2 separate regions of the Mus musculus genome follow, and region 2 is linked to region 1. The links are chromatin loops, found by intact Hi-C in ENCODE. Cell type or tissue: heart. All regions are shown on one strand. Links, peaks and the distances in the headings refer to the core of each region. The heading gives the core; the rest is flanking DNA.

Region 1 (2,845 bases), core at 1-2,500:
GTATCAGTCTCTTAAACGTCTTTGTTTATTAAAAAAAAAATCTACTTTCTAAATCAAATTTTAAAAATGGATTTCTTTTTCAGTGTAGTAGTAGAAAAACACTTGAAAATATTATCTGAAACAATCCAAGACATTATAAAATAGCATTTTAGCCAAACCATTTAAGACAGCGAGTTTCAACTCTGCCAACCCCAACCACACATTTTATCCATATACCACCCGTTGAATGATCTATAAATGTATGTATTGCTTCCTGGCCTAATCTAAAAGATGAAAAAGGAAAATTCTTAAACCTTAGCATATTACAATAAAAATGCCCCACTAGGAATGGGAGGAAGAACAATAAGTGTTACAGAGAGAATATCCGAAAGGATCCCAGTCTAAGTTACTCAGCGTATCTAAATCTCTGGTGCTGGAATTAGTTCCCTTTTGGGAGTGGATAAAAATGACCTTTTGTTCCTGTTGATCTTGCTGTTCCCTGGGTGGTGGGTTCTAGAAAAGCAACAGGCAATTCCTTCCCTGGGAACTCTCACAATTAGAAAAGGGCTTCTCAGGGTGAATGGAAACAACCAACAACACAAGAGGCTGCTCTGACTTGAATCCCTTTTACCACAGCCCCAGAGAAAAGAAGTGCTATGAAGACGGGGGGGGGGGGGGGGGGGGGAGGAAAAGAGGGAGGGAGGGAGGAAGGGAGGGAAGGAGGAAGGGAAGAAGGGAGAGAAGGATGGTAAAGTGTAGATCCCTTAAAATTAATGACTAAAATAAACCAGCCCTCCCCCACCTCAGTCCTATTAATCATCAGATCTCTATTTTTTCTGCCCAGATTTCTAGACGAAAGCCAAGTCATATGACTCGCCGATTCTCCTCCAACTTAAAACTTTCAAGCTGCAGGAAGACAAACACATGAACCCTTGCATGGGTCCAGAATGCCTAGAAGCAAGCTTGGGCACTTCTGCTGTTAGCAATCCTGAACTGTTCATCTCAGCCTGTTGCTCTTGCCACACACTGCGCTGGATTCTGTGGTAGGGAGGGGACACTCGCGAGCCCAGCCAGCCTGGTGGCTGAGATGGGTGGGTTGGGGCTTTCAGGCTGCTCAGCTGTGGAGATTTTGGGGCTCTTGTCTGGCCACAGCTGGCTGCGAACCCCTGGTCCGGGGGAACCCACTGTACACCACTTGGCCGCCGGCAGATGGTGCCCTGCACAGCCCGACAGTCGGGGAGACCCGGCTAAAGTAAGGCTCAGACTCCGCCCCAGCCAATCCACCGGCGCAACAGTCCCCCTTCCTTCCCAAAATAGTGCGGAGTACGTCTCCTTCGGAGCACTGCGGTAGCCTGTGTGTGTGTCGAAAATACAAACTGTGGGGCGACCGACAGTGTGTGTACTGGAGTGGGGCGTACGCGCGGAGTGGGGACCCTGGGGACCAGGGCCGAGGTGACCACCAATGAAAAGCAGAGGACGGGGAACTGGTTCATTTCTCATCTGCGTAAGCTCGGCCGGCCGCCGAGCCCTTGGGGAGGCCACTCACCATATTCACTTCCGAGACCATGTCTATGCTGGCGACATCGATCCGCATCCCGACGTCCACCGGGGGCCCTGCCAGGGAGGTGGACCACAGCAAAGACAGTCTTTGAGTGGCAGGGAGCTGAGGGGACATTGGGGGCTTCCCAGATCTTATTACAGACTAAGCAGGCTCCCTCCCTACCCCTTTCCTGTTGTAGGGGACAGCGGGAGAAAACAGGTGTGGGCACACGCGTGATGCAGTGACAGTGCAGAGGGTGTGTCGGCTTGAAGAGAGGGACAGCTCAGCCTGAGGATACGTCCACCTGAGATTGGGGATAGTGCGTGGTGTGTGTGTGTGTGTGTGTGTGTGTGTGTGTGTGTGTGTGTGTGTGTGCGCGCAGGGCGTAGTATTGCACGTTTACAGGAACGGTAAAATGGGGAAGGAGGCATTATATCTGACAGAAAAGGTGAACTAGGGATGGGTAACAGGTTGAAAAAAAAAATGAAGAAGCATTACCTCCAAAGTCCGGCCGCAAGCGAATGTCATATCCTTTGAGCAGTCGGTCCACTGTCTCTTTCACGTATGACATGTTGCTGGGTTCATTGGAGCTGAAGGGAAGAAGTAGGGACCGTATTCAGAAAGATCACAAACTGAAAACAGACATAAAAAAAGATCCAGGCACACCTACCCCCAAATAACAAGATACATGATCCAGCAGGCACGGGAAAATAAAAAATAAAAGAAGAAGAAGAAAATCACCAAGGAAAAAAAAAGAGAGAGAGATTGAAGCAGGCAGCTCACCTGTGTGCACAACAAACCATAGCAACCATCACGGGAAAAGAGAGAAGCCCCAAACTCTCTCGATTTTGTACTGTCCACATTCCTAACTCTGATGAAAGAATTGTCTTTTCTGCGAAGATTCAAGGAATGCAACTTAGTCGGCGGCTGGGCAGTAATTCCCGAATGGACCTGCGCATGCGCAGAGGGTACTCACTACCAAAAGACACCTTGTGCCTTGCAAACAATATTCCTAGTGGAACAGGCAACAGATTTCAATCCCTTTAAAGTTCCTGTCTGAGGTGCTCCGCGTTCTCTGGGTAGTCGAATACAACCTGCTGTCTCTATGCAAAGGAGCCAACGTGCCTGTGTGTGTGTGTGTGTGCCCAGTTTTCCTGAGCTGTGGTTTGCTGTGTTCCTTTCCCTCCTGTCCTAAGCTTGAATTTTTTTCTTTTTCCTTTTCTTTTCCTTCTTTCTTTTCTTTTCCTTCTTTTTTTTTTCTTTTTTAAAACAGGGCTTTCAATGATCTGGCTAAGGCTGTCTGGCATCTTTTGTTGACAGTTATAG
Region 2 (2,918 bases), core at 322-2,821, 160 kb after region 1:
GACTTGTATATAGGTTTTAAAGTTGCTCCAAGCTCTTAATCTTCAGTTGGCTTTGCATTTGATAATTCTGCTCACTCTTGACAGTAATTCTGACTATTGAAATCCAAACTTACTTGACCACAGGAGCTACATAAAGATACCAAATTAGGAAGCTGGAATTATGAAGTCAGTTTTATAAGGAATGAGGACCATTCATGCTACTACTCAAATTTTCATAAGATTTTGGTATACTAAAAATAGCTTAAACTTTGTGCTTCAGTATTAGTTTACAGCAATGGAAGAACATAAACAGTATGGATGTGAGCCGGTGGAAAACTTCTTCAGGAAGATAATAAAGTTTTACTAGAGATGACCTAGAAATGAGATTTAATGTAGATGCCTTTAAGAGGGAAACAGATTCAAGAGAGACCCAGAGGAATGCAGCAGAGTGTTAGGGAGAGGTGCTGCTCAGTCGAGTCTTGGTTGAAACAGAAGACTGATCCAAAATCAGCATGTGTTGGGGGTATTTATGTTAAATAAATTTCAGAGAACCATCTAAGGGAATGAAAAAAAAATGATTTCATATATTTCATGACCATTTTACTACAGAAGTAAATATGGTAAAGGCTGGGAAACTTGAAAGAGGTCCATGAGATTATGATTTTATATATATATATATATAGGTGCAGGGGAGTAATAAAATATTAGAAATGAAAGCAAAATTGGGATATTGAAGGTAAATAAAGGATACAGAGGTGGGAAGGAGCAGGAGGAGGACAGAGTCGGACACATGAACCAAAACTAAGTTTGTATTAAAATGCCATAAGGAATTCTGATGCTTTGTAAGCTAATAGAACACTAAAAGTATAAAAGGAAAATCTTAGCAGATCTGTGAGTATATTAATTATTCATGATTTTTCAAGGTATATAGCTACTATGGAGTTTGCATGTAAATGTATTTTGTGTTTTAAATAAATGTTTTCATAATAGTTAACATATGATAAGCTATATATATATTTTTCACTTAAAAACATTTTAAATTATGCTCCCATACTTCATATCTCAACCTCATTTTCCTCTCCCTCCACTCTTCCCAGCCATCCCACCATCCTTCACTTCTCCCCAAGATTCAATACTTTATGCAGGTCAGAAAAATAAAGAAAGAAAAGAAAAAGAGAAAGAGCAGGTCTCTGAGGGATATCAACCTAACATGGCTTAGTGCGTTACAATAAGACTAGGCGCAAACCTAACATGGCTTAGCGCATTACAATAAGACTAGGCACAAACCCTTATATCAAGGTAACCAAGTAGGAGGAAAGGGTCCCAAGAGCAGGCTAAAGAGTCAGAGATACCCGTTATTCCTAGTGTTAGGAGAACCAAAAGAACACCAAGCTACACAAACATAATGTATATGCAGAGGACTTGGTACAGATCTATGTAGGCTGCATGGTTATCACTTCAGTTTCTGTGAGCCCCTATGAACTCTGCTTAGTTAGCTCTGTGGGGTTGTGTTTTCCTGGTGTCTGTAAACCCTCTGGCTCCTACAATCATTCCTTCCCCTCTTCTATGGGGTTCCTTTGGCTCCACCTAGTGTTTGGTTGTGCATCTACTCACATCAGTTGTTGGATGAAGCCTCTAATGACAATTGGGCTAGGCACTGATCTATGAGTATAGTAAAATACCATTAGGAAATTAGGAATTCTTTCTTTTTCTTTCTTTCTTTCTTTCTTTCTTTCTTTCTTTCTTTCTTTCTTTCTTTCTTTCTTTCTTTTTTTTTTTGGCAGTAATGTTGACTCTATCCTGGGTCTCTGGATGTTCAGCCTCTGGTTCCTGGCTTTCCAGGCAGTTTCAGGCCTGGGCTCCCTCTTATGGTGTGGGTCTCTAGCTGGACCAGTAATTGATTGGCCAGTTCCACAAGTTCTCAGCCATCATTAATTATCCTAACACATCTTGCAAATAGGACAGATTGTAACAGCTCAAAGGTTTTGCGATAAACTGTATTATAAGAGGCCAGGATGTAGTATAAGTTAAATGTTGAATGGGGTAGTCATCTAGCACGAAGAAAAGTTCTTTCTTGAAATTATTAATTCCACAGAGGTGTATGTGCATGGGAGGCTAGGGGTGTGGTATTTGAACAGTAAGTACTTGTGGTAAACCCTAAATGAAGCCATCTTTATTAGTAGTGGTTAGAGCAAACTAGACATTAACAATATAGATGGGAGTACCTTACCGAAAAGATGTAGTTAAGAAAGTAAAAAGCACAGAAGACAGATATTTATTTGCAACAATGTGGCATTAATTTGTTGTGTAATAGAGAAGAAGAAAATAAGTTAAGCAGTTGAAAAGTGCAGAAATGCAGAGGGAACCCTGGGCCTCGGGTTTGTTAGACCAGGGCCCTGCTTTGAGTACTACATTCATAGTCCTCAACTCTTTAAAAATCCTTAATTAAAAAAGGTAAGAAGTGTAGATGAAAGCTAGAATGAAATGAAAATTAGAGACATAGTCCTGGCTTGTACAGGAAAAAAAAATGTAGTGGTAAAGAATGGTGTTCGGGGTGTGAACAATTGATGGTGCCCGAAGGAACACATGAAGAGAAATGAATTCTCATTGGACACCTAGGGGAACCTGCTTCAGAAACATCAGTTGCAGCTCCAGTCCAGGAATCTATTCAGAGTGGTTTTGTAGCAGAAACTAAGGCCTTCCCTAAGAGCAAGAATTCACCAGTGTAGGGACTCTCTAGTTAGAAGAAAGATATTTGGTTGAACGTGCCTGTCTACTAGAGAGAGACTGTTTTATAAAAGAAACATCCTTCCATTGGCACCCAAAGAATGCCAGAAACTAGGAAGAAATGAAGAAAATTTAAAAATGAATTTCAAGAACAAAAATGTACTTTAACCCAAATCTGGTGATTTGATGATCTTTTAAACTTTATTGAAAGA

What was found. Hi-C counts contacts between places; a loop is a spot of excess contacts. Peaks named below come from ENCODE experiments on the same cell type or tissue, not always from the same donor. Only the 100,000 strongest peaks of a DNase experiment are listed, where the experiment ranks them.
Region 2: it touches region 1 in a loop (4-fold over the local background); 2 of 42 quality-filtered maps call a loop at or near these places.

What each region holds. Positions count from the first base shown.
Region 1 is chr5:71,699,553-71,702,397 of GRCm38, reverse strand. It overlaps Gabrb1 (gamma-aminobutyric acid (GABA) A receptor, subunit beta 1), which reads right to left and starts at 2,466. Exons shown (of 9, transcript NM_008069.5): 1 at 2,303-2,466; 2 at 2,018-2,109; 3 at 1,526-1,593. The coding sequence starts at 2,382. It overlaps Gm38562 (a long non-coding RNA gene), which reads left to right and starts at 690. Exons shown (of 4, transcript XR_868471.1): 1 at 690-727; 2 at 824-1,022. In heart, for the core only: a CTCF peak has its summit at 1,181 (motif pointing right); a DNase peak (open chromatin) is centred at 1,207; H3K4me3 peaks cover 1,840 bases; H3K27ac peaks cover 640 bases; H3K27me3 peaks cover 414 bases.
Region 2 is chr5:71,544,394-71,547,311 of GRCm38, reverse strand. All of the region lies in intron 1 of Cox7b2 (cytochrome c oxidase subunit 7B2), which reads left to right. Among named protein-coding and RNA genes, the nearest start is that of Cox7b2, 2.4 kb to the left of the region's middle. In heart, for the core only: a CTCF peak has its summit at 1,575 (motif pointing left); no DNase peak of the experiment used is centred there.